Linked DNA regions of Mus musculus: region 2 is linked to region 1. Evidence: chromatin loops called from intact Hi-C (ENCODE). Cell type or tissue: left cerebral cortex. All regions are shown on one strand. Links, peaks and the distances in the headings refer to the core of each region. The heading gives the core; the rest is flanking DNA. Region 1 overlaps Gdap2 (ganglioside-induced differentiation-associated-protein 2). Region 2 has its middle 13 kb from the start of Gm40106.

What was found. Peaks named below come from ENCODE experiments on the same cell type or tissue, not always from the same donor. Only the 100,000 strongest peaks of a DNase experiment are listed, where the experiment ranks them.
Region 2: it touches region 1 in a loop (4-fold over the local background); 30 of 42 quality-filtered maps call a loop at or near these places.

Annotation. Positions count from the first base shown.
Region 1 is chr3:100,183,756-100,195,927 of GRCm38, reverse strand. It overlaps Gdap2 (ganglioside-induced differentiation-associated-protein 2), which reads right to left. Exons shown (of 14, transcript NM_010269.3): 7 at 9,199-9,358; 8 at 7,895-8,054; 9 at 4,966-5,042; 10 at 4,225-4,301; 11 at 1,299-1,438. Among named protein-coding and RNA genes, the nearest start is that of Gdap2, 27 kb to the right of the region's middle. In left cerebral cortex, for the core only: a CTCF peak has its summit at 6,214 (motif pointing left); a DNase peak (open chromatin) is centred at 6,212.
Region 2 is chr3:100,547,877-100,560,048 of GRCm38, reverse strand. No RefSeq gene overlaps it. Among named protein-coding and RNA genes, the nearest start is that of Gm40106, 13 kb to the right of the region's middle. In left cerebral cortex, for the core only: a CTCF peak has its summit at 4,993 (motif pointing right); a DNase peak (open chromatin) is centred at 4,968.

The DNA of each region.
Region 1 (12,172 bases), core at 1,634-9,633:
CTATCAGGACAATTATTCTAGCTGAGGGCAGTGTCAGTTGAAGGGCTAGCTAGAAACAGGAGTAGGTATACAATGGAGTACAGCTTCATTATAAAATACTTTAAAGCACATTAAATGAGTGTCTGTTAGCTAATGAAAGCATTGTATTGCTAATTAAGATGAGATTTGATGGTGGGTGGAAGGCAATGGAAATTTATGGTAATTTACCTTCTTTGTTCCCTAACTGTATAATGGTTTTTCAACCCAACCAATAAAGATAATGTGATGCTACAAATAAAATAGCAACCAAGAGGATAGAATAATCTTTTTATTTAGGAAATGTATCACCCAGAAAATCCTTATAGCAAGGGAAACATAATTTAATGAAAAATTTCTAGCAGCAAGTCAGTAGTCTATTAAATCTAAATTCTGTATATAAAATTGTGATACCTTGGGCAATAAATAACCACTACTGCTTTTTTCTTCTACCTTCTGGTATAGAAACATTAAAAGACACAGGGACAGTGAATGGGACTGACGACAGGCTCCAGTGCCATAAAGCCTATCATACGCAGTGCCTCTCCTCCCTTGTCAACCTTGTTACCAATGTATGGACTGCGTCTGCCCCTCATCCCCTGCCACAGGGAAAGCTTCTCTAGGTACAGGCTAAAGTCAGGATGGTTCCAGAGACAAAGACAGATGATCCGATCTTACGTGGGAAAGTCCACTTAAACCACAGAAAGAAATAGTAAAAAGATTCAGTCTTCAAGACTCATCAGCCTCAAATTCCCCCCAGCCCCATAAATGCATAAATGCCTGCTCTTTTCTGTCAGTGGACAGCCTGAGTTCCCTCTTGCTTCTCTCCTCTTCTTGTTCCAATGAAAACCTTTGCCTGTGAGTTTATGTCCAGTTTCTATTTCTATGTATAATCACAGGGGTAAGTTTCCTTGAACCTGCTACTAGTATCTCTCCCAACAGACTCACTGGCTACCGGATCAAGTTAAATAATGTCTATAAGTATACTCAGATATGTACTACATTAACACACCATAGCAACCAAGGCTGTACTTCCATTATTTATACACAAAGACTGGGTATGACACCAAACCTCTTTCAAAATGGTCAAAGTGAGAAGATTACAAATGAGTTTAGTTTACTACAAAACCCAGGGCTTCTAATAATTAAAGTCTCTAATGCCTATGATAAAAATCTTTGTCACATAAAATATCCTTTCAAAAATATTTACAAATGTCTGCTACTGCTTAGTATTAAAAATATAGAGGTAAAAACTATCTAAACAATTTCCAAAATGAACTAACTTGATGTCAACCACATCGTAGAGTTTCTTCAGGAAGTCGGAGTCCAGGTGATTGTAGTCGCTGGTCAGTGTGTGGAAATACACCAGCACATACTCCTTCACAGCAATGTGATCCATTACATGGATAAAATACAAGAGGGCCTGAGAGAAAGAACAAAGAACCTTTTCACAGGAGTTCACGCCACAGAGGTCAAGACAGGAAGCCCCTCCCCTAAGATTAATCTACAACTTCCTGGAGTTGTGTCGGAAAGAGCAGGTCGGTGAGAACAAGTTCTCTCAGAAAGTGAATCCCAGCATTTAGTGACTCTCAAAGGCTGTGGCACAGTCCTTTTCTGTGATGCTCTAAGAAAGAGGAAAATTAACCTTTGGCCTCTGAAATAAATCTTCAGATACCAGGAAGAGCTCTTGGATCAACTACCAGGTTTCTCCCATCTAGGACAATGATGTCAAAACATTTAGAATTAAGGTTTAGTACTTCTTTTCATTTTAATAAAATCTCTAATTCTTGAAGTTTCTGTTTGCATTCCATCAAGATCTCTACGTTGTTGATCAGACAGACTCAGGGCAAGCCACAGAGCACACGATGTGTGCAGCCACTCCTTCCATGCTCTCACAGAAGCTCATTTTCTTAGCACTTTTAATGCTTATCTGAATGAGCAAAGTGGCAGCCTTTGTGGGCGGCTGGTAACACAGTGGGTAATGCTTCTAGAACTCGAGGATGATCTAATATGACCCTGTTTGGTTAGGGATGTATTCTATTTTAAGAAATCTAAGAGAGACACTAAAAACGAAATGAGAAATATAACCCAAGCACTGGGCTGATGTGACCCAGGGTTTCGGCTGTAAACAACTGCAAAGGGGGAGCTAAGTTACACCAACTGAAGGGATTCATCAACCAGGCTGTTTTCCAATTCCTCCTCAGCACAGTCCTTGGCATTAACATGGATTAGAGACAAACTGCAGGCACAGTAGGCAGAGGACATTAAGAACAGTCGCTTTGTTAATGCTTAAACCTCACAATAAGTCTCATTTTTTAAAATACAAAACGACATATCATTTTATCTGGAATGCTACTCAGCAAAATCAAATGCAGGGTTATGTGTTCTTATTGGTGTAAGTCATACTGCTGATGGTAAGAGTGCACGTCACACAGACTATCAAGAACACAGAGAGCTACATGCAGAATCATACAGTTATAATTCTTACCAGATGAGTCTTTCCTCTTTGTGAATAAGTTTATCCCTAATATTCCCACTGTTCCTCTTATCAGACTAGCTCTTTGTTCTTTTTATCCATTTTTTTACTATTACACTTAAGCAAACTAGGACACTCCTTTTGGCTTCAAATTCTCTATCTTTAAGTTATTCTATTGTTATTTATAGGGCTGGTCAATAAGAAAAACCCGTGGAAGACAAATTCTCCTCAAAACAGGAAAACCCCCTTCTTAAGAAAAAGATTAATTGTATTTTTAATCATGTGTGTGTGTGTATGTGCATATCTGTGCACATATGAGTACACCATGTATATAGGAGCACACAAAGTGGCATCAAGAGTCCTCTATAACTCAGAGAGGTATACAATTGTGGGTCACCCAATGTGGGTGCTGCAAATCAAACTCCAGCCCTCTGGAAGAGATATACCCACTCTTAACTGCTCAAGGAACCAGTTTTGAAATCCTTCTACCTTTTACTTCTACTGACACATCTCTTCTCTGTATTGTACTCACTTCGAACCCTCCCACTCCCACCCCAGTCTTCCTACCACATACTGGAGATTGAACCCAGGGCCCCATGGAGGCTACATGAGCACTGTACTGAGCTATACCTGTAGCATCTTAGAATCATATTTCTTAAGGGTCCCAGAACATTCTATTTGTGAGTACACCATAATCAGCTACTGGGAATTATAGTTCTAATGTTGCAGGTACTTTCTCAGTTTTAACTGTGCTATGTTTACTATGGCTAATACACATGGGTCAGTCACAACTTATTTTCTGTAGTTATTTTGTAATGGAATTGATGTAATGGAATTGATATAAACATTATAATAGAATATCTTTGATCTGTTCTTTGGTAATTTCATACATGTAGTCAGTGTATCATATCCACTCCCCCTGCCTGTTCCGGGCACCCGAACATGCCCTGTTTACGCCCTTTTCTTTTGTAACAATGTACTGAGCAATTGGTGCTGCCCCGAGAATGCTGACTGGGGAGCTCTGTTTAGCTCATGGGCTCAGCTGTCCCTCCAGTGAGGACTCCACACTCAGCAGTTACAGGATTTACAGCTACATCGCCTCTTGGGAGTATGTTCTTAGAAAGTCTCAGGACTGGAATCACTGGGCCGATGGACACAGCTTTTATAGTTTCAATTCATCTCTGCTGACAAGTTCTCTCTAATTCTCAGGGTGAGAAGCGACATTTTGAATTGCCTCTACATATTACTAGTCAGGTTGAACAATTTCTTCCTTTAGCTTAACAGTTTCAACGATCTTTTTCTTTTAAGATCATCGACTTCTGTTTTCTGGCCCCATATGAACTATACTCTCTTGCTATCTTGGATAGACTGCAACCTCTGGTATATGCTTTTTAAACAGATACTTAAGTGTTATTTTTTCTTTTTTTTTTCAAAGAAGCTCTCAAGTCTGTATACTTAGGATGCAGGGTACTTCTAACCAAAAGCTTGCTAGTTACATCATACCCAAACAGAATAGCTGTGTTTCTGGAGTAGAATCGGAGCCCTCTGGTGTCTGTTTTTCCTATAGAGGACAAACGAGCCCTAACTTACCAGAAATGACGCACATGGCTTCTCAGGGTTGCTGGTCTACAGACCCATAATTCATCTCACCTGTGCTGAGACCCTAGTTACCGACACTGACTCTTCTTACTTCCTACACCCAGCTGCTTTGCAGCCTAGCATTTATGACTCACCTTGTCCATATCTATCAGTGTCACAGGAATGTTTCTTCCAACTACCACCATCACTGTGCGGCCACAGTTATCTACCCCTGCAAGAGATGATGCAGTCAGGAGCCAAGAACCTCAATACAAGACCAGGCTTTGTCCTGGGCTTTTCATGTGTCTCACTTTATGTATTTGACTACATAAAGGAATTCAAACAATAAGAAATGAGATGCACATGCGTCTCCAATTATACCATTCGATTTCTTTGACTGTTAGGAAAATACTTTTTTTTCTTATGAGATTTTGACCAGAGTCTTGGCCAACATTGTTTAAAGATTTTAAATCAGCATAACCTATACTCTTATTTTTTTTTAAAGAAATACTTTGCTTAAACTCAACATAACTTTAATAATATTAGTGACCCAGGAGACCAAAGTTCTCAACTGAAAATGAGCAGGAAATGCCTGAAACAAAACCCAGTGGAGCAAGTGGGGACTGGAGAGTGCTGTAAGGTTTGAAGTTTGTACTGACAATGCAGAAAACATCCTAACAGAAAAAGCATCCCAGGAACAAAGTGAAAGAGGCACTGTCGAGACCACAAGAACACACTAGAGGTTGATACAGTATGTCTAAGATCCTTGTGATGTCCAAAACCTATTGATGTCAGCACAAAACACTGTATTTACAGAGAAAATCAGAGAAAACCAAGTCTCTCAGAGCACAGAGTCAGATCCTTAATTAGCAAGAATAAGTGATCATTAAGCTCACCTGTTTGGTATAAAGCTTTCAGAGAAGCAATATCAGACAGGTCTTCAGATCTTGCTTGGCATAACCAGCGATTATAACTAGATAAATAAAAGATATAATCATTATAGCAAACATTTGGAAGTTACTTTTTAACAAATGGAACCCATTTTTAATGTTTTTTTTTTTCTGATCACAAAGAACTCAGGCTTCATTACAACAAAGAGTTAGAGGCCACTGCCCCATGCAGAACTGCAAGCCATTGATAGAGGTGCATTAATGAGAAGACGTGTATATAGCAATGACTTGAAAAAATTCTCACTGTAAGTAAAGACTATATAGATAAGTGGCTACAACATCAAGTATTCAAAACAACATAATTAAAGAATATTCTTATTTTTCCTTACTACAAAAATGTAACAAGAAAAGCCTCTGTTGGGTTGCCCTGTCCTGTTTAACATGAGGGCTTTTGTCTTATCGTATCTTGTTTTGTCCTGTTTGGCTGTTGTCTCTTGGAGGCTTGCTCTTTTCTGAGGAGAGAGGGAGAGTGGCTCTGGGGGAGAGGGACGTTAAGAGGGAGCTGGGAGGAGTGTGGGGGGCTGTGGTTGGTATGAGGAGAATCTAGTTCCAATAAAAATAAAAGAAATAATTTAAAAAAGTTCAATAACTAACATATTTGGATAAAGCCCATTGTTCAGCCTGGAAATGCAAGGTTTTCCAGGCCTGATGCAAACGCTGCATCCTGCACTCAGTTATGTCCTTTTGTGTCCTCCTTCGCTATAAATGAAACGGAGCTTTTGTGTGTATACATCGTGCTAGTCTCTGTTTTACTAGATGTACCCCAGCACAGTGCTGGCTATGTTAGCAAGGGCTTAATGAATACTTAATAATTAATGAAACGATGCCTTTGTGTGAGAAGTCCCGTTAGCATCGCAGGCAACCGGGTGCCAATCCTAGCAAGGCCCATATGGAAAGGAACAACCATGAACAACCCATAAACCATGACGTGAGCATTTTAAAAGCGCATATGCGCAGAGTCAGATCACCATGTTTGGCAAGGGAGTCCAGTTTCTTTCTACTGAAAGGAAAATGTTTGCCAGATGGCACTACATTTGACCAAGTTTAGAAACTATTATTTATTAATTAATTATATTTATTTACACCCCAAATGCTGCTCCTCTCTCCTAGGCTCCCCTCTAGAGAAGATGCATCTAATTCTGTTTAGAACCCACTGAGCCTGTCATGTGGTTCATCCTTTGGAAAACTTGTTTACTGGCTCCCTCTAGTGGCCAGTCTGCTTTTTCTCCCAAATAAAATCAGAGGAAAGACCTGGGACTGAGGAGACAACATTTTAATTCTGGCTGGGGAAGAGGGAACCATTTTCTTCAGTGCTGTCACAGTGGCTACGCTGAATGGAATCCAGTTAATAACCTCCCTCCCAGGCTCATGGAGGCAAGGCTACAGAGCAGACAGTCATGAAAGAAGAGGAGGGGCTTCCTGGGAAGGAGGCAGGGAGAGGGAGGGGTGGGTAGGGAAGGGTAACAGAGGTGAAGATGATGGAAATATGTCATAGGAAACACTCAAGGAAATAAAACTTCTATGTTTGTAAGGGACTGCTGAGATGTCTGGTCCAACTCCCATTCAATGACTAGAGACTGGTACCATGGAAGTGCCCTATCGACAGAATGGTACGCTGTGCCACGCTGTGAAAAAGGAAAGCAGCAGAGGCAGGCATTCTGGACCCAACAGGTAAGGCTTGAGAGACATTTGCTTTCATCTGAAACCTGGAGAATGGGTAGGACTGAAGGAGAGAAGATGCTCATAGAAATGAATGGGGCGGGGCGAAGTCAACGCTCAAAGGTCAGTGCACTCACTGCAATCACTCACTGCAATCACTCACTGCAATCACTCACTGCAATCACTCACTGCATCACTCACTGCAATCACTCACTGCAATCACTCACTGCAATCACTCACTGCATCACTCACTGCAATCACTCACTGCAATCACTCACTGCAATCACTCACTGCATCACTCACTGCAATCACTCACTGCAATCACTCACTGCATCACTCACTGCAATCACTCACTGCATCACTCACTGCAATCATTCACTGCAATCACTCACTGCATCACTCACTGCAATCACTCACTGCAATCACTCACTGCAATCACTGTTGCTCACAGCCTATGAGACACTAGTCTTTACCAGCCCTAAGAGGGGATAGATAGCCATGTACAATTTACTTTTTTTTCTTTCTTTTTAAATTTATTTACTATATATAAGTACATTGTAGCTGTCTTCAGACACTCCAGAAGAGGGCATCAGATCTCATTACAGATGGTTGTGAGCCAACATGTGGTTGCTGGGATTTGAACTCTGGACCTCTAGAAGAGCAGTCAGTGCTCTTAACCACCGAGTCACCTCTCCAGCCCCTACTTTTTTTTTTCTTATAAAAATTGGAAAGTAGCCATCTTTACTATTAATCTTTGGGAAAGGTTCCATCTATGATTTTAAAAGGATTTCTTCAGGATGGCTTTAGTGTTAGAAACACTTGGAGAAAATAGAGAAATGTAAAGATCCTTGGGGTAAGTGGGGGAGACATAAAACTCTTCAGCTGAGGAAAACTTTCATGTAAGAAAAATGCAAGCAGAAGCCTTGTAAGTGCTTTCCCATCTCCTAATTTCCATGTTTAGATCGCATGAAGGCACATCAGTTAGAGCCCACAGTGGGGGTAAGAACTCTAAAAGCAGACACACATCTGACCACAGGCTTCCCCACATTAACTGACTCAACTTTTGGCTTTGCATCTAGAGAATTCGGACAGGACCTCCTTCTCGGCCATCGCTAAGGTTAAACAAAAGGAACTCAGATCCTCCTCCTGACCCACACCATCTGTCAGACCCCTCTCCTGACCCACACCATCTAACTGTGGAACAAGCCTGTCTTACTTTCTTTGATGCTGCTTCTGCAGGGCGGCTTCAGACAACTGTCCCTGGAGGATCAACTTTCTTTGCTTGTCAATATCTCCTTCCATCCGAGCAAAAGCATGAGAGCCAATAAAAGACAGATCCACTCCCAAGCCTTCATCCTCATCTTCCTCTTCATTGTCTGCAACAAAAAGTTCCATCAGCAGAGAGCTACAAAAGTGACAACAAAACTAACTGTGAGTGCTATAGGAGGAAAGACTAAGGCAGCAACAGTAACAACAACAAATAACATGACTGAAATAATGAAAGAAAAGGAAGCAGTATGTTCCCTAAGTTGATTTCTGATCAGGACAAGCACTGAGTGGCAAGTCTCCATCCAAGAGGTTCATGATCTTATAGATGTAAAGGCTGAAAGAGCTTCCATCCAAACATACACTCTGCCTATAACTTTCAACCCCCATGAGTATAAAACCTAAAGAAATAACATGGCTATAGTATTCTTAGCTTACTATTTAATGTTAACTGTGACTTTTAGAGGAACTGTTAAAACTGCTCAAAACTTGAAAATTTAAGGTGGTAATATACTCAACTATTGCTTCAACAGATCATGAGTCTCCAAACTCCACTCAGCTGAGCATGTTGCTATGTCCACCTGCAAATCCCCAATACAAGGCCCATGTCTTTGCTGGCTGGTGTTTACCCATACCCTAGCATCCTGAAGGGGAACATTAAGGAAGGCAAATGCTGAACCATTACATAATGCTGGTATAGAAATCGCTATGAAAGTTCCTCAGAAAAACTACAAATTGAGTTACCACTTGACTCAACTATATCATTCCTGAAGATATACTCCAAAGACTTGGTTAAGCGCACCAGAGATATCCACTCATCTGTGCTTATCACTATACTATTCACAACAGTCAAGACCTAGGATCAGCCTAGATATTTGTAAGAGATGAATGGATGAAGTGTGAGACACACATACATACAGACACCAGAGTTTTAGTCACCATAAACAATGAGATTATGATCTACAGAAAACGATGGGACTGGAGATCATTACGTTAAGGAAAATAAGCCAGGTGGTGAAAGACACATATCACTTGGTTTCTTGTTATGAGGAATCCAGATTTCATACAGATGTAACACGAAAGAAAGTGTGTGGGGAGTGAGCACTGCAAGAAGGATCCAGCAGAACAAGGGTGAGGAAAGAGGCTTGGCTATGACAAAGCAAATTCTGCCATGTCTGTATGAAGCTATCAAAGGACACCCACAACCTGTATGTTAATTAAGGAAGATGAGGAGCTTAGAACCCCAGCACTCACCCTCCGAGGCACCGGGTTTCTCACTGATTCTAATTTGCCGCTCGGGCACCACGGGCTCCCCTTCTGCATTTCCAATGTCTGCAGGTAGGTACGGCAATGACCGGATCTCCTCCTTTAATGACCTTGGGAAGTACAGAGGTAGCAGCTTTTGGTAAGTGGCCTGTGTCAGAAAAGTAAGGCGCTGCGTGAAACACAGTGAAGAGCAAAAGCAAACCCACACAGTGATGACTGTGGTCCACGTGCTCTGCAGACCACAGGCCTCACCACTCCCCTCTCAGATGCAAGCTGTTCAAGACCTCGCTCGGCCTATACTTGACAGGGAGAATCGAGCCTCCAGTCAAGTCACAGGAAAGCTTCACCCTGGTCCAGGTCACCAAACCTGGACTGTGAAGGCTGCCACTCCTACCCACACTCACACCCCGTCTGCTAGACTTCCGAAGCACAGGTGCTATACGCGGAAGCTAGTGTACCAGTCTCTATTTGACCCACGTTTAGTTTTTCAGTTTTTTTGTTTTGTTTTGTTTTGTTTTGTTTTGTTTTGTTTTGTTTTGAGGGGGCAGGGGCTGGTGGTTTGAGAGAGGATTTCTCTGTGTAGCCCTGGCTGTTCTGGTACGTGACCAGGCTGGCCTCAAACTCACAGAGATCCACCTGCCTTTGCCTCCTGAGTGCTAGGGTTAAAGGTGTGTGCCACCATTGCCTGGCTAGTTGTTCATTTTTTTTGAAACATTTCTAACTATTTTTTGAAGGTCAGAGAGTTTTCACTCACTCTTAGAAGTTAAAAAAAAAGAGCCTGTGAGATGGCTTCTTAGATAAAGGCCATGGAGTCTGATGGCCTCAGTTTGATCCTTGCGACCTAACTAACATGAAGAGAACTGACTCCTGAAGAGCACTCTCTGATTTCCACATGCACATTTCCCCCAGCCTCCTCCAAAATAAAATATACAAATAAACCTAATTTATAAAACTAATGAAGGCAATGGAGGTGGGAAATGAATGATAACAAAATATAATAACATGATATGAAGATGATGAAACCCACTTTGTAAGCTAACTAAAAATTAACACAGTAGCTACAATGTGCTGAAATAAAAACAGAGTAAGGTATTCTCTATTTTACGATCGATTTTCCCATGTGTGACCCCTGTGATCAGTGATAACACCAGAGCAAATGAAGGTGCTGTGTGCTGGTTGTCTCCACGTCTGCTGAGGCACCCTGCCTCTTCTGCACCCTACTCCCTGCTGCATCGTGACTTAGCATCCCTCAGAAATGATTCTAAACTACAGGGGCTGGAGAGAGGTTAGAGACTATGGCACTTGCAGCTCTTCCAGAGGACCCAGGTTCTGTTCCCAGCATCCACACGGAGCAACTCACAACTGTCTCTAACTATAGGTCCAGGAGATCCAACACCTTCTACCATCTATGGGTACTCACACTTGAATGCACATACGTACACATAAACAAAAGGTAAAATGAATAAATCTTTAAAAAGGACTAAAAGAAGACAGCATACAGGTGATGGAGTTGAGTATCTTGGTCAATTAAATCATTTAAGAAACCAGTATTACACACAGAACTATAGCATTTCCTAAACAGACACCTGGAGACATCAGGTTTGTATCCTACAGAAACCCACATAGGCTGGGTGTGGTGGCATATGCCTTTAATCCTCACACTTGGGAGGCAGTGACTGGCAAATCTGTTGAGTCTGAGGCTGGCTTGATCTACATAGGGAGTAACAGGCTAAAGAAGGCTACAGAGAGAGAGAGAGACCCTTCCTCAAGAAAAAAAGAAAGAAAGAAAGAAAGAAAGAAAGAAAGAAAGAAAGAAAGAAAGAAAGAAAGAAAAGAACCCAGAAACAAGCAAACAAGCAAGCAAGCAAGCAAACAAACAAAACTCAGGCTCAGCATGCCCAGGCACTTGCTGTGCAAATCTGGCCAGAGATCAGTCTGTCAAAATCACAGAAGGTGGAAGGAGAGATCGAATTCCACAAAGCTGATCTGACTCCCACACATGCATCATGGCACACCGGGCACAGGCACACTTACTCACACACACACTCGCATACACACAGAATTTTGAAGAATCAGATACCATAAAACTAACCTGGTGAAATACAGAAGTCAGCGACTGTTACCTAAGTGATGCCCTTAACCCTGTCCAATCACCACTGTCCACCTCCAGAACACTGACGTCACCTCACCCCAACTCCCCAGCAATCGTCTCCCCACAGCTCCTAGTTCCAAAACCTGGGCTGTCAACTGTTCTCCTCAGTGGATGTGACTATTTTCAACATTTCAATAAGACAGAATACACTTTGTAACCTTTTATGTTTGTTTATTCCGGTTAGCATACTGCTACAAGGCTCACCTCCTTACAGGCATCTACACTTCACTCCTCCACGGCTGAACACTTTCTAGTCTATGTATACTCTCCATTTGCTCCTCCAGTCTGCTGCTACTTTCTACTCTTTGGCTACTGACCAAACAACACTATTTTAATATTCATCTTTATGTTAACATTTAAATATTTTCTGTATATACTTAAGAAGCTGCTGTATGCCGGGTGGTGGTGGCGCACACCTTTAATCCCAGCACTTGGGAGGGAGAGGCAGGTATATTTATGAGTTCGAGGCCAGCCTGGTCTACAGAGTGAGCTCCAGGACAGCCAGGGCAACACAGAGAAACCTTGTCTCGAATAACGCGGGGGGTGGGGGTGGGGTGGGGGAGGAGCTGCTGTATTTACTGTAACTTCTTATGTGGCTGGCAGATGGCTTTGTGACAGTGAAGTGGTATCTCACTGTAGTTGTAGTTTTGGTTTTAGTTTCTGTAGTGGTCAATGTTGTGAAGTTTCTTTATCATGGTCATTTGTATAATACTTTTTAGGAACTAAGAGTCAGGGCTGGAGAGATGGCTCAGTGGTTAAGAGCACCAACTGTTCTTCTGAAGGTCCTGAGTTCAAATCCCAGCAACCACA
Region 2 (12,172 bases), core at 1,893-9,892, 360 kb before region 1:
CATTTTACTCCAGGTACTTGTGGACTAAACACCCCAGTCCTTGGGCCCCAAACTCTTCCCATCAGACCAGATCACCTTATTTAAGGGTGACCACAGTCCACTCTCTCGTTTCTGCATTTTCTGTCATCCGAACATTGCAAAAGCCATTTAAATCTAGCCATGAGAAAAGAGCTAAGTCAAGCTCATTTTGTCTGTTGTTGGTTTGTTTTGTTTTTGTTTTGTTTTTTGGTACTGTGGCTGCACTGCGAGCTTGAAGACAGGCTTCGGTAGGGAGAACAGTGAAATCTAGCCAGTAAGAAGCTGGCCAAAAATTGTACTTTAATCTTCCCCTGGCTGAGTGGAGTAAACCTGTAGGCAAGTTAGTCAACTTTGGGTATAATCTTATTTCCTGTGAAATGGATCTGGGCTAGAAAACTTGAAAGTGACTCATGGCATACTGTTTCAAAATCTAACCTGCTTGCCAGCAGCTGTATACAGAAGTCAAAATAAAACCCATGCCTTCAGACAAGGACTGGCTAGCTTCATACTGGAGAGTGTATGTTCGAGTGCGCAGGTGTGTGTGTGTGTGTGTGTGTGTGTGTGTGTGTGTGTGTGTGTCTCGCACATGCGCGAGTGTGACGTTCACACTTGAACATTAACAAGGGATGCCAAGATTTTCGTCACGCTTGGCATAGGTGTGGAAAATGAAGGGGTTCTCATCATTTTCATTGGGGGAGGGTGCCATGGGGCACCTGTGGAGGTCAGGGGATGACTTGCAGGGACTGGTTCTCTCCTTCCAGCTCTGGGTTCTGGAGATTAAATTCAGGACATCAGTCGGGCTGTTGGGACTACTCAGAGCAGTTAAGTCGGCTCTTCCAAAGGGCCTGGGTTTAGTTTCCAGCAACCATGAGGCAATCTACATCTTGTTTACAACTTCAGTTCCAAGGGATCCCATACTCTCTCCTGGCCTCCATGGGAACCAGGTACTCAGGTGGTAGACAGATATACATGGAAGGCAACACACACACACACACACACACACACACACACACACACACACACTCACTCACACATTTAAAACATAAACCCTCAGGTATTAGCTCTTCTTTGAAAGTCTGGTAGAATTCCTCACTAACGCCATCTGCCTTGGGCTTCTTTTGGTTGGGAGGTTTTTAATGACTTTTTCTATTTTTTTAGGGGATATGGGCCTGTTTAGATAGTTTACCTGCTCCTGATTTAACTTTGGTACGTGTTATCTGTCTAAAAAATCATCCATTTCATCTAGATTTTCCAGTTTTGTTGAGTATAGGCTTTTGTAGTAGGATCTGATGGCTTTTTTAATTTCCTCAGTGTTTGTTGTTATATATCTCTCTTTTCATTTCTGATTTTGTTAATTTGGCTACTGTCTCTGTGCCTTTTAGTTAGTTTGGCTAGAGGTTTTCTCAAAGAACCTGCTTTTGGTTTTGTTGATTCTTTGTATGTTCTCTTTGTTTCTATGTGGTTCACCGAGTTTGACTATTTCCTGCTGCCTACTCAAAAAACAGCAGGCTTAGGGCAGATTGAGCCAGAGTAGAGCAGAGGGAGAGGAAACCAGAGATAAAACAGGTTAGTCACTTAAGACTCACGGTCTCTTCTGAAAACTAATTCTAATCTTGAGCAACAAAGAAGCCCCAAGAAGACAGTGGCATTACAAAATGACCTGTCTGCCTGTTTTCAAGGGGTTCCTTTGGTTTCTGGGTGCTGAATACAGTATATGGGAGCCATAGTTGGAAGAAACAGAGCAGCTGGGTGGGAGGAGGGTACTGAAACGAGCCGGAAGAGAGCATTGTTGACTTAGAGCAGCAGTGTAGACCATGGATTTGTTCCATGCATTTGGGAGACAATAAGAGAAGTCAGGCCGGGTGGTGGTGGCACACACCTTTAATCCCAGCACTTGGGAGGCAGAGGCAGGCGGATTTCTGAGTTTGAGGCCAGCCTGGTCTTCAGAGTGAGTTCCCAGGACAGCCAGGGCTACACAGAGAAACCCTGACTCGAAAAACCATGAAAGAAAGAAAGAAAGAAAGAAAGAAAGAAAGAAAGAAAGAAAGAAAGAAAGAAAGAAAGAAAGAAAGAAAGAAAGGAAGGAAGGAAGGAAGGAAGGAAGGAAGGAAGGAAGGAAGGAAGGAAGGAAGGAAGGAAGGAAGGAAGGAAAGAAAAAGAAAAAAAAAAAAAAGTCAGACTTCATGCCAAAGCTTTTGACCAGAGCCACTAGAAGAGGTGTTACTACTTACTGAGAAGGGACTTTAGGAATCTACTCTTGACCCTGTTAATGTTTTTATGTCCTGGACAATGAATAGAAGAAGCTAACAAGCCTAGAGTTCAGGTGAGGCTCAGGAAGAGAGACATTTGCGCACTTAACAGCATGTATCCCTGGAGACTTGTCTGGGCAACTTGGGGTGATTAGGGCAACCAATAGAGACAGAAATCATTCAAGGGCTTGGTCTCCCCCCTCCCCCTCCCCTCTCCTTTCCTTAGATTTATTATGTATACAGTATTTTGCCTGCATGTGTACCTGCAGGCCAGAATTCATTATAGATGGTTGTGAGCCTCCATGTGGTTTCTGGGAATTGAACTAAGGACCTCTGGAAGAGCAGAAAGTGTCTTAACCTCTAAAACATCTCTCCAGCCCAACAAAGGGCTATTTCTAATTTGACATTTTGCTATTAATAAAACTGACCAAAAGCCACCTAGGGAAGAGCTAGTTAATTTGACTTTACTCCAGGTCACAATCCATCGTTGGAGGAAATCAGGACAGGGACACAACAACAAGGGATGTTGCTTATTGACTCATATTCAGCTAGGTTTCTTAAACAGCCCAGGCTCTCCTGCCTAGGGGGGTAGTACTGCCTGAAGTGGGCTGGGCTCTCCTACATCTATTAGCAATCCAGACAGTGTCCTCACAGATGCTCACAGGCCAATCCAATGGAGATAATTCTTCAGGTGAGGTTTCCTCTAATCAGCAACTCTAGGCTGTACCTAACTGGCAGAGAAAATGAGCCAGGATAGGCTGAGACCCAAGTACCCAGTGATCACATGGCATATGGTGGAAGGAAGGATCCTGAAAAGTAGGAAGAGGAGAACCTAGCAGCCAAGATGCAGGGTGGGTATGAGCCACGACCATTCCTAGAGGCTGTGAAAGTGACAGGATCTGGATATGGGATGGTGGGTGTGGTACCAGCTTAGAGAAGGTTTGGATAAAATAGAAGATGTGGAGACCAATGCGAACAACTTTTTGCAGGCATTTGCTTCAATTGAGAAGCATAAAAGTGAGAGGAAACCAGGAAAACTCTGTGTGTGTGTGAGTGTGTGTGTGTGTGTGTGTGTGTGTGTATGTGTACATGTGTTACTGTGGTTGGAGTGATCTGTAGGAGCCATCACTCCATCATCTTAGGGAGAGAGTGGTCATGGCCTCTAGAATTTGGTCCTCTGGCCTTTTGTCACTAGGAGACAGGAAAGAGGGAGTGAAGTGACTGGTGAGGTTAGTGAGAGGCTGGAGGAGCTCCCAAGACCTGCTCTTTCTCAGTGTAGTGGGGAAGGAGAGAGGTGGTGTCAGGGACAAGTGACTAGAAGACTGTTTCACAGGAACGTGGACTTCACAGGACTACCAGAACCCAAAATGGGTGCTCTGACAATTCTCCCATCACAGGCAACTTTAAAAAGCCAAATGAAATTCCAGGGAAAAGGGGAGATGGGACAGCCCTCATTTTAAAAACAGCATTAAATAATTAAAAATTAATGATGTGCTTATTAAACCAAAGTACTAAAATATGGCTTGAGTAAAGCCAAAGAAGGAAGCCCTGAACTCGGTCCAGCCAACCATGACCTGAGGGCTTGTGCTAATGTGGAGAAGCACCTAGGGTGCCTTGAACATGTGTCTCAGCTGCTCACCTACTTTCTAGCTCATCCAGGCATGAGGAAGGGCTCTGCTGTCTACTGGGCCAGGATGCCTAAAGGCCCAGGTTTGAGCAAGCACTTGTATGTAACCTAGAAACTGAATCAGTTTGTTTGGAGGTACCAGCCTTGGGAACAGGAAGTCTTTGGGCAAAGAAGAACAGAAGAGAAAGGAAAAGGAAGATGGGTTCAGTGTGGGAGCTGGGCACTGCCGAGCTAGCCTCTGAATATCCAGGGCCCCTTGAGCTTCCTGTCCCCAGCCTGTCCTTCAGAGGCTGTTTCCCCTCACAGGGCAGTGCATGGCTTCCAGCCCCTCATTTTTTTTTTTTTTTTTAGCCTCATTGCTTCCTGCTTAGCAACTTGCACTGTATTAGCAGCAAAATAGGTGTCTGGGGGTAGCTGATGGGGAAGGAAAATAAACTGAGCCCTGGGCAGGCTGGACAGAAAGTGTGCTCACATGATGACGTGTGTAGGCCGGATGCAGGGATACCGAGAGGCGGGCGTTGCACCTGTGAGGATACCAGCATTTGTGGATACATGGTTCACTCTGTGTGACCAGTCAGAAGGATTGGGTATGGTGGGGTGCAAGACAGCACCCATCCATCCCACTGACTGAGCTCAGCTCATGGAGACAAGGAGAAAGGCTTATCCTACTGCATCTAGCAAGCAAGCAAGGCCAAGGCCAAAGGCAGCTAACCTTGTGAGCCTGGCCTGCACAAAGAACCAGCGCCATATCACCTCCTTTTTCCGGACAAGAGAGGCCACATCTCCCAGGAGGCTATGGTCTGTGTGCTGGGTTCCTTCAGTGAATGGAGCAGAAGCCATTGGCTAGGTAGGCATAAGAGATATATGAGAAGGATTCAGTCTTCAGAAAGCTGGAGACCTTGGCTTACAGGGTGGATAGATATCAGGGCCTGAGGATGCTGAGCTTACAGAACCCCACCCAGGCAGTAGTTCTTCTGTCAAGCATGGTGATAGTATTTATCCCCTTCCCACCAGCCTAGTATCTGTCTCTATCACGGTGGGGTGCATAGCCACCGCTGATCTATAGGAATATCCGATAGATCTATGACTTCCCAGCAGAGGGAGCTTTCCACCCTTTGAGACACAGAGAAAGGAAAGTTGTCAAACTCAAAAGGCCACCAAGGGGACTGTGAGTAGTGGGAACCACCACCTCAAGGACGAATACTACCTGCAAAGTCAGACACCTGGGTTCAAGTCCTGGGCCATTCACACCTTCTCTCTGTGAGCCTGATCCACACATACAACATCTCTCTCCGCCTTTTGTTATTTGTGGTTAATATTACTCACCTTCTCACAGAGTGGGGTGGAAATTAACTAGTACCCCACATGACATCACAAGGCCCTGCCAGCTGAGGCTCAGCCCATCATCTTCCATTTTTACCCTCAGTCAAGGGTAGAGGGGCCCAGGACTTCACCCAGGGACTTACCTGACACCTCCCATGCTTGTTGAAAGGTAGAAGGTAGTTATGCCCAATCCTGAGAAGTCTATAAAATTCTTCTGCAGTCAGGGACTTGCCATCAGGAGTGGAATATACTAGGTCCTGGTAGTCCAGTCCTTTCTAAGAGGGCAGATGTTCTGCTAATAACATCAGGGATCAGCCTCGTTATCATACACAGTAGATTTGGTCCTAGAATCACGTTTTTTTAGATGAGGGACTGGACTGTAGGCCACCAATCAGCTTGAACAAAGGCAAAGACTCCGCCTACTAGGCACGTCCAGAAGGGCCCACTGAGTCCTGGGAGCCTTCTCTGAAAGCCAGCACTACTGGAAGAGCTATAGGGATCCTGTCTTTTCTCCATATCTGGGGCATTTCTTCCACATCTCCACAGCCTGAGCAGAGCCTGTGACCAGACATAGGTGAGTCTAGCTGGAGCTGGGACTGTCCACCTGGCTCTGTCCGTCTCCTCTCCCTGGCTCACAGATGGCAGCTATGGATCTGTAGTCAGAGGAGCTGTGGCTCTGAGGTTACTCTCCACAAAGACTCGGGGTCCACAGACTTCCAGCAGTCCTATGAACATATCCTTGAGCCATCCCTTAAGATCACAGAAAACTGGGATATCCTGGAAAGCTCCCAGGGCCTGTGAGGATGTTCTCAAAGGGCACCTGCTTGACACAAGCTCGCAGGTCCCTCTGGGCACGCAGGGGCGCAAGTTTCAGACCAATTCCCCGGAAATGATCGCCTGTTTGCAAAGGGCACCCGGAAGCTGCGCACAACTGGCTCAGGTGAGGGCCAGCCCACTGCTTTGTAGCCCTTGGAACAAAGTGTTTCTAAGAAGCATGAAATGAAACGTTCTGAAGGCTGGTATTTTTCCACTTGGCAAATACCTATGATTTATAGGCACAGGGTGCTCCGGTTCACTCTATTCCGGATCTTCCTCTGACCACATTCCATCCGCTCAGCTGGGGCACAAGGGCTAGGGAATCACTAGCCCCCCATGAAGACCCCCTTGTGTCCTGCCCCCTGTGGCTGAGGAAGTGGCCTGAACAGGGTCCACAGCCACCCAGACCTATACCTCAGGGACCATTCAAGTGGCTCTAGAAACAGAACAGAGCATTCCCGAGCTCCAACCAGAGCCAGCTGATCCTGGAGACCCCACTTGGCTTGGTTTCTAGGTTCCCACCATTTCAATGCAGAAGAGCATGGGGCTCATCGGCACACTATATCCTCAAGGGGAAGTTGTCCCTGCTTGGTCATAGTGGTAATGAGGTTCTTGGAACTTGGACATTGTAATCTGCTACTTGGCTGTTCCATTGGGTTGAATCAGAGCGCCCCACCTCTCCCCCACACACACATCCCCACGGCTGCAAAGAGATAATTTTTGTTGATAATTTTAAAATCAAAGCCTTCTGTTGATAATTTTAAAGTCTGGTTTGCGTTGGGGAAAACATAAAGGCTGAAGAAATTTCAGCTGGAGTTAGTGCGACAATGGGGTTAACTGAACTGAGCAAGCCTTGATGGAGCACATGTTCCTGGAAGGTTGCTGGACCTGCAGCCGGCTGTGGAGGTAAGGAGACCTGTGTGGTGTCCTCTGTGCACAAAGACCTCAGTCTACACAAGCCCAAACCAGGGACCCTCCTGGACCCCACAGGAGAGGCATGCTACATAGCAGGCAGAAATCCGAGAGTCAGAAGCACTTCATGAAAAAGGTGACAAGAAAGATGGAAGAATCCCCTACAAACAAATATAAGAATACAGAAAAGGGAAGAGGCAGACTTAGTCACTGAGAACAGCCTCCCTACCTTAGCATTCTCTTCCATGTCTGTGGTCTACCTTTCTCTCTCTCTTCCTAACCTGGACTGTTCACACTCATTCATATAGTCCTCCATCACACACACCCCAGATATTTACAAAGCTTGGCATGTCTGGAGCACAATTCTAAGAGTGAGACAGCAGCTCTGGAATTTGTACATTCTCTTGCTGGGTAGAGACAGGTGGCAACAAATGAATGAGCTGATGATATATTGTAATGCCAGTCTTGGTAAGAGTGAGAATAAGGGAAACAGGACTGGGCAATCATGGATGCTCATCAGGGAAGGCCCCATGCCTTATTTTAAGATCTATTTATTTTTATGCATGTGTATTAGTGTGGGCCTGCTTGTCTGTATGTGTACCACATGCAAACAGGTGCTTGTGAAAGCCAGAAGAGGGCATTAGATTCTCTGGAACTAGAAATACAAGTGGCTGGGAAGAGTGTGTGTGTGTGTGTGTGTGTGTGTGTGTGTGTGTGTGTGTTGGGGAGTGCCGGGGGGGGGGGCGTGTCTCTGCAAACACCAAGGCCTGAAGAGTGATGATCCACCACATGAGGCTTAGCTGGTGCTGAGTCACTCTTCTAGAGCTGACCCCGGGCTGTTTATTTTTGTCATATTGAAGTACAGTACAATTTTAGGAAAAGGTTTTCTTTTGTTTTGTTTTTGTTGTTGTGTTTGTTTGTTTGTTTGTTTTTGTTTTTGTTTTTTTGGTAACGGTTATCACAATAAAGCTTAAGACTACATTGAAACTCTTTTGCAAAGTACATGTGACCCCTTCCATTAAGATGGTACCTATATTTCAAGTCCCTAAGGGAGGATCTAGTGTGGTCTTGCTCATCAGGTCACCGAGCTATACACAGGACATGTGACATCTCTCTTAAGGATGGGCTCTCTTGAGTGGAAAGGCTAAAGATAATGGTCTAGGGAAGAAGAGTTTGGGATAAACATCCTAGTCTGGGGGGTTCAGGAGTGGCCTGGTCCTCCAGCTAGCACAGGTCATCAGGCTATTAGCTATCCTGCTCCCAGCCATCTTCCAGGTGGACATGGATGTACACCTCCTCTGTTGGCAGAGAAGATAACCCTATGTGTTTAACACTCCTCTTTTCTCTAGTGTTATCTGTGAGCACAGGGACCCCATGCCCTTTGTGGGTGCTAGGAATGGAACCCAGGTCCTTTGCAAGTGTTCTTCTCCAGTCCTCTGCAAATCATTTCAAATAAAATAACAAGGGAAGTTCATCTAATGAGGAAACCTCTTTTAGACAAGGATCTAAGCTGCATAGAATGCCAGGATAGGCCATGGGGATCTCTGAGTACACCCGGGGAACTCTGGGCCAAGACCGTTGCAGGGAGATAAAGCAAGCATACAGGGCCTGCTTTTGGATAGGACAACAGTGAATGAGCAGAGGATGAGATAATTAGGCTGCCAGGACAAGGAGGGCCCGATCACGAGGAGGCCCAAATAGAAGCCCAGATTCTATTCAGAGGACGGTAGGAGCCAGTGAGGGCTTGAACACGGGGTGACATGGGCTGCTTCACACTTCCATGTGATCCTCTTAGAAGATTTCTATGGGTCTAGGGTTCAGAATGAACTTTAAGAGGCTGGAGAGGCGGGAGAGGTGAGTCAGCAGTTAAGAGAGGTGGGAGAGGTGAGTCAGCAGTTAAGAGAGGTGGGAGAGGTGAGTCAGCAGTTAGGAGAGGTGGGAGAGGTGAGTTAGCAGTTAAGAGAGGTGGGAGAGGTGAGTCAGCAGTTAGGAGAGGTGGGAGAGGTGAGTTAGCAGTTAAGAGAGGTGGGAGAGGTGAGTCAGCAGTTAAGAGAGGTGGGAGAGGTGAGTCAGCAGTTAAGAGAGGTGGGAGAGGTGAGTCAGCAGTTAAGAGAGGTGGGAGAGGTGAGTCAGCAGTTAAGAGAGGTGGGAGAGGTGAGTCAGCAGTTAAGAGAGGTGGGAGAGGTGAGTCAGCAGTTAAGAGAGGTGGGAGAGGTGAGTCAGCAGTTAAGAGAGGTGGGAGAGGTGAGTCAGCAGTTAAGAGAGGTGGGAGAGGTGAGTCAGCAGTTAAGAGCGTTTGCTGCTCCTACAGAAGACTGCAGTTGGTTCCCAGCACCCATATCAGTCGGGTCACAACTTCAGTGATTCTAGCTCCAGAGATGCCTTCTTTTGACCTTCTTGGGTCTCACACACACACACACACACACACACAGATAGATAGATAGATAGATAGATAGATAGATAGATAGATAGATAGATAGATAGAAGTAAGACGATGTTTTAAAATAATGAACTCTAGCAGATCAAGGAAGGAAGCAAAGAGAAATTATGGAATTTGGTAGAAACAAACTCCAAAGTTGGCGTCTCTGATGGGGAGAGCAGTCTGGGGAAGAGTACGGTTGAGGAGCTGGACTGGAGAGCATCACTTTGACTTGCGTATGAAGTTCTCCTGCAGAAGCTGGGCGCATGCACAGGCATCGCTGGTAGATGACTGTGAGCCAGCATCCCCAGACCTGATGGCTAGGACAGGCCCGGAACCCTTGCCAGGTGAGCATGAGTAGAGTTCAGGTGTGCGCCTGCCCCGGGGAGCACACTCATCTTCCCAAAGAACCAGCGTTTGGCTTTGTTCATTTGCTCCTCTTGGTTTCCTATTTCATTCATGTCCGTTCTTTATCTTCATTATTTGCTTCCTTCTATTTTCTTTAGAGGTGTTTATTCTTTCTCTAACTTAGAGGTGTCCTCACTTCATTTTTGCCTTCTTTTCTATGCATGTAGTTAAGACTCAGAAGATTTTGGATATCACATACTCTGCGGTCCATGGGTTCTGACCAACACTGATCCCACCGTCATTTAGCTCTTGTGTGTGTGCAGGCACACATATGCTGTTGTTAGTATTTCCTAATGAAGTGTGCACTGACCGCTCTCCTGTCTTATCTCATGCAGGGATATAATTGCAAAGGCAAGCTTACTGCAGAAGAACAGTGACAGGCAGATTTGAGTAACAAGTAGAAAACAAACAACAAACAAACAAACCAAAAGCCAAAAACAAAACAAAAAAATGAGACATGTTGAACGTGAATTTATCCAGAGCACAGTAAACTAGTGTAAAAATACAGGGTGGGGGATGAGGCAGGGGGATGAAAGTGAGGGTAAGAGCCAAAATACCTGAGAAGGTTAGCATGTCTGATTGGAATCCTGAAGGCACACAGAGCGGACACAAGGCAGTGTAGAAGGAGAGTATAACAAAGACTGGAAACAGAGATGAGTCCTCAGACCCAGGAAGTATAATGTATCTTAAATGGGACAAACAAAAAGAAATCCGTGCCTAGATACACTACAATTAAATGGCAACACATCTTCAAGACAGCCAGGAATAAAAAGGGCAACTGCTTACAGAAGAGGGCAGTTAGAATTACAATGGCAGCTGACTTCTCACCACAGCAACAGAGACACATAAATGTTGGGGGAAATAGATATTAACCTAGAATTGCATATCTAGTGGCAGAATTGGGAATCGTGAAACCCTAAGGGTGGGATATTTATAGAAAACAAAATTGAGAGGCCTTTCCACCAAGAGAATGGTTCTAAAAGATTAATCTTGTCTGGGGTAGTGGCACAAGCCTGTAAGTCCAACACCTGAGGTGCTGAAGCAGGAGGGATGTATGTGTGGTACCACCAGGGGCTACATGGTAAGACCCAGGCTTAGCAAACAAAACAAGTGAGTGAGGTAGCTCAACAGGGAAAGATACACACACACACACACACACACGCACACACACACACACACACACACACACACACACACACACACACCAATGGCAGTGCTAGTGACATTTTCCTAAACAGAAGGCCAAAGGCCTAAATAAAAAGATTCTTATCTAAGCCTAAGGGTGGGTTTCTATTTACTAGAAAAGCAAACCTTTTAAGGCCCTTTCTGTTCATCAGGAACCTCTCTTATAATCCTCCAGGAACCACCCATAATCCTCCCAGAACCTCACTTAGCCTTCCTCTAAAAGTCAACTACCTTGGATACCTATTTCCTGATCAGTCCAGACACCTGTATTAGCTCCACCCTGCTGACTACCATGTAAAATCTGCTTGATTTTCTACCATTCCATCCTCTCTGCTCCCCTCTACCAGATGGCTTTGGTAGTTTGATCCCCAATAAATCTTTCTACCTACAGAGCGGTCTAGTCGAATAGTTTCCCTGTGCCTTGCTTATACCTGGGGGGCTCGTGGTGGACAGAATTTCCTGCTAGTTGTCCTCTGACCTCCGCATGAGTGCAGTGTTACATGAACCCAAACACACCTCACCTCTCTCTCTCTCTCTCTCTCTCTCTCTCTCTCCTCTCTTTCTCAAACACACACACTAAATGTTAAAAAAAAATACAGAAAAACAAAACAAGATAAAATTCAAGAAAGAAAACAGTGACAAGACCATGGAGTGTGTGTTAGGGGAACAGCCAGCCAAGCCAGGGTAACCACACCAGCAGCTCCAGCATTCTTTTGCAGATAAAAATGTCAGAACTAAAATATTCTAAATTATACAATGAGTTCAGAGATGAGCATGGTGAAGCATTTCCAGAGGAGGAATGAAAAAAAAATCTGGATTAATTTTAAGGCTGTCCATACCCATTGGAAAAGTTTGAATATGACCATTAAAATCATTAAAAATAGCATGAAAACCTCCCAACTTTACAGGAAAACAGAGCAAAGAGAATTCTGGTATGTGAATGAGTGTGTGGTATGTGAGTCTGTGTGCATGCGTGTAGGTGCCCCGGAGGCCAGAAGGCAGCTGGGAACTAAACTCAGGACCTCTGCAAGAGCAGCCAGTGCTCTTAACTGCAGAGCCATCTCCTCCCAAGCTCTGCTACCCACTCCCAATGAAGTAAAGGAAATAAATTCTTATAAAATGAATAAAGACAGAAAGTTTCAGGTCAAAATAAAACGGTGATATGCTATTTATGCAAGGCATAACTAAACGCTAATGACACGGGAAATGTAAGAG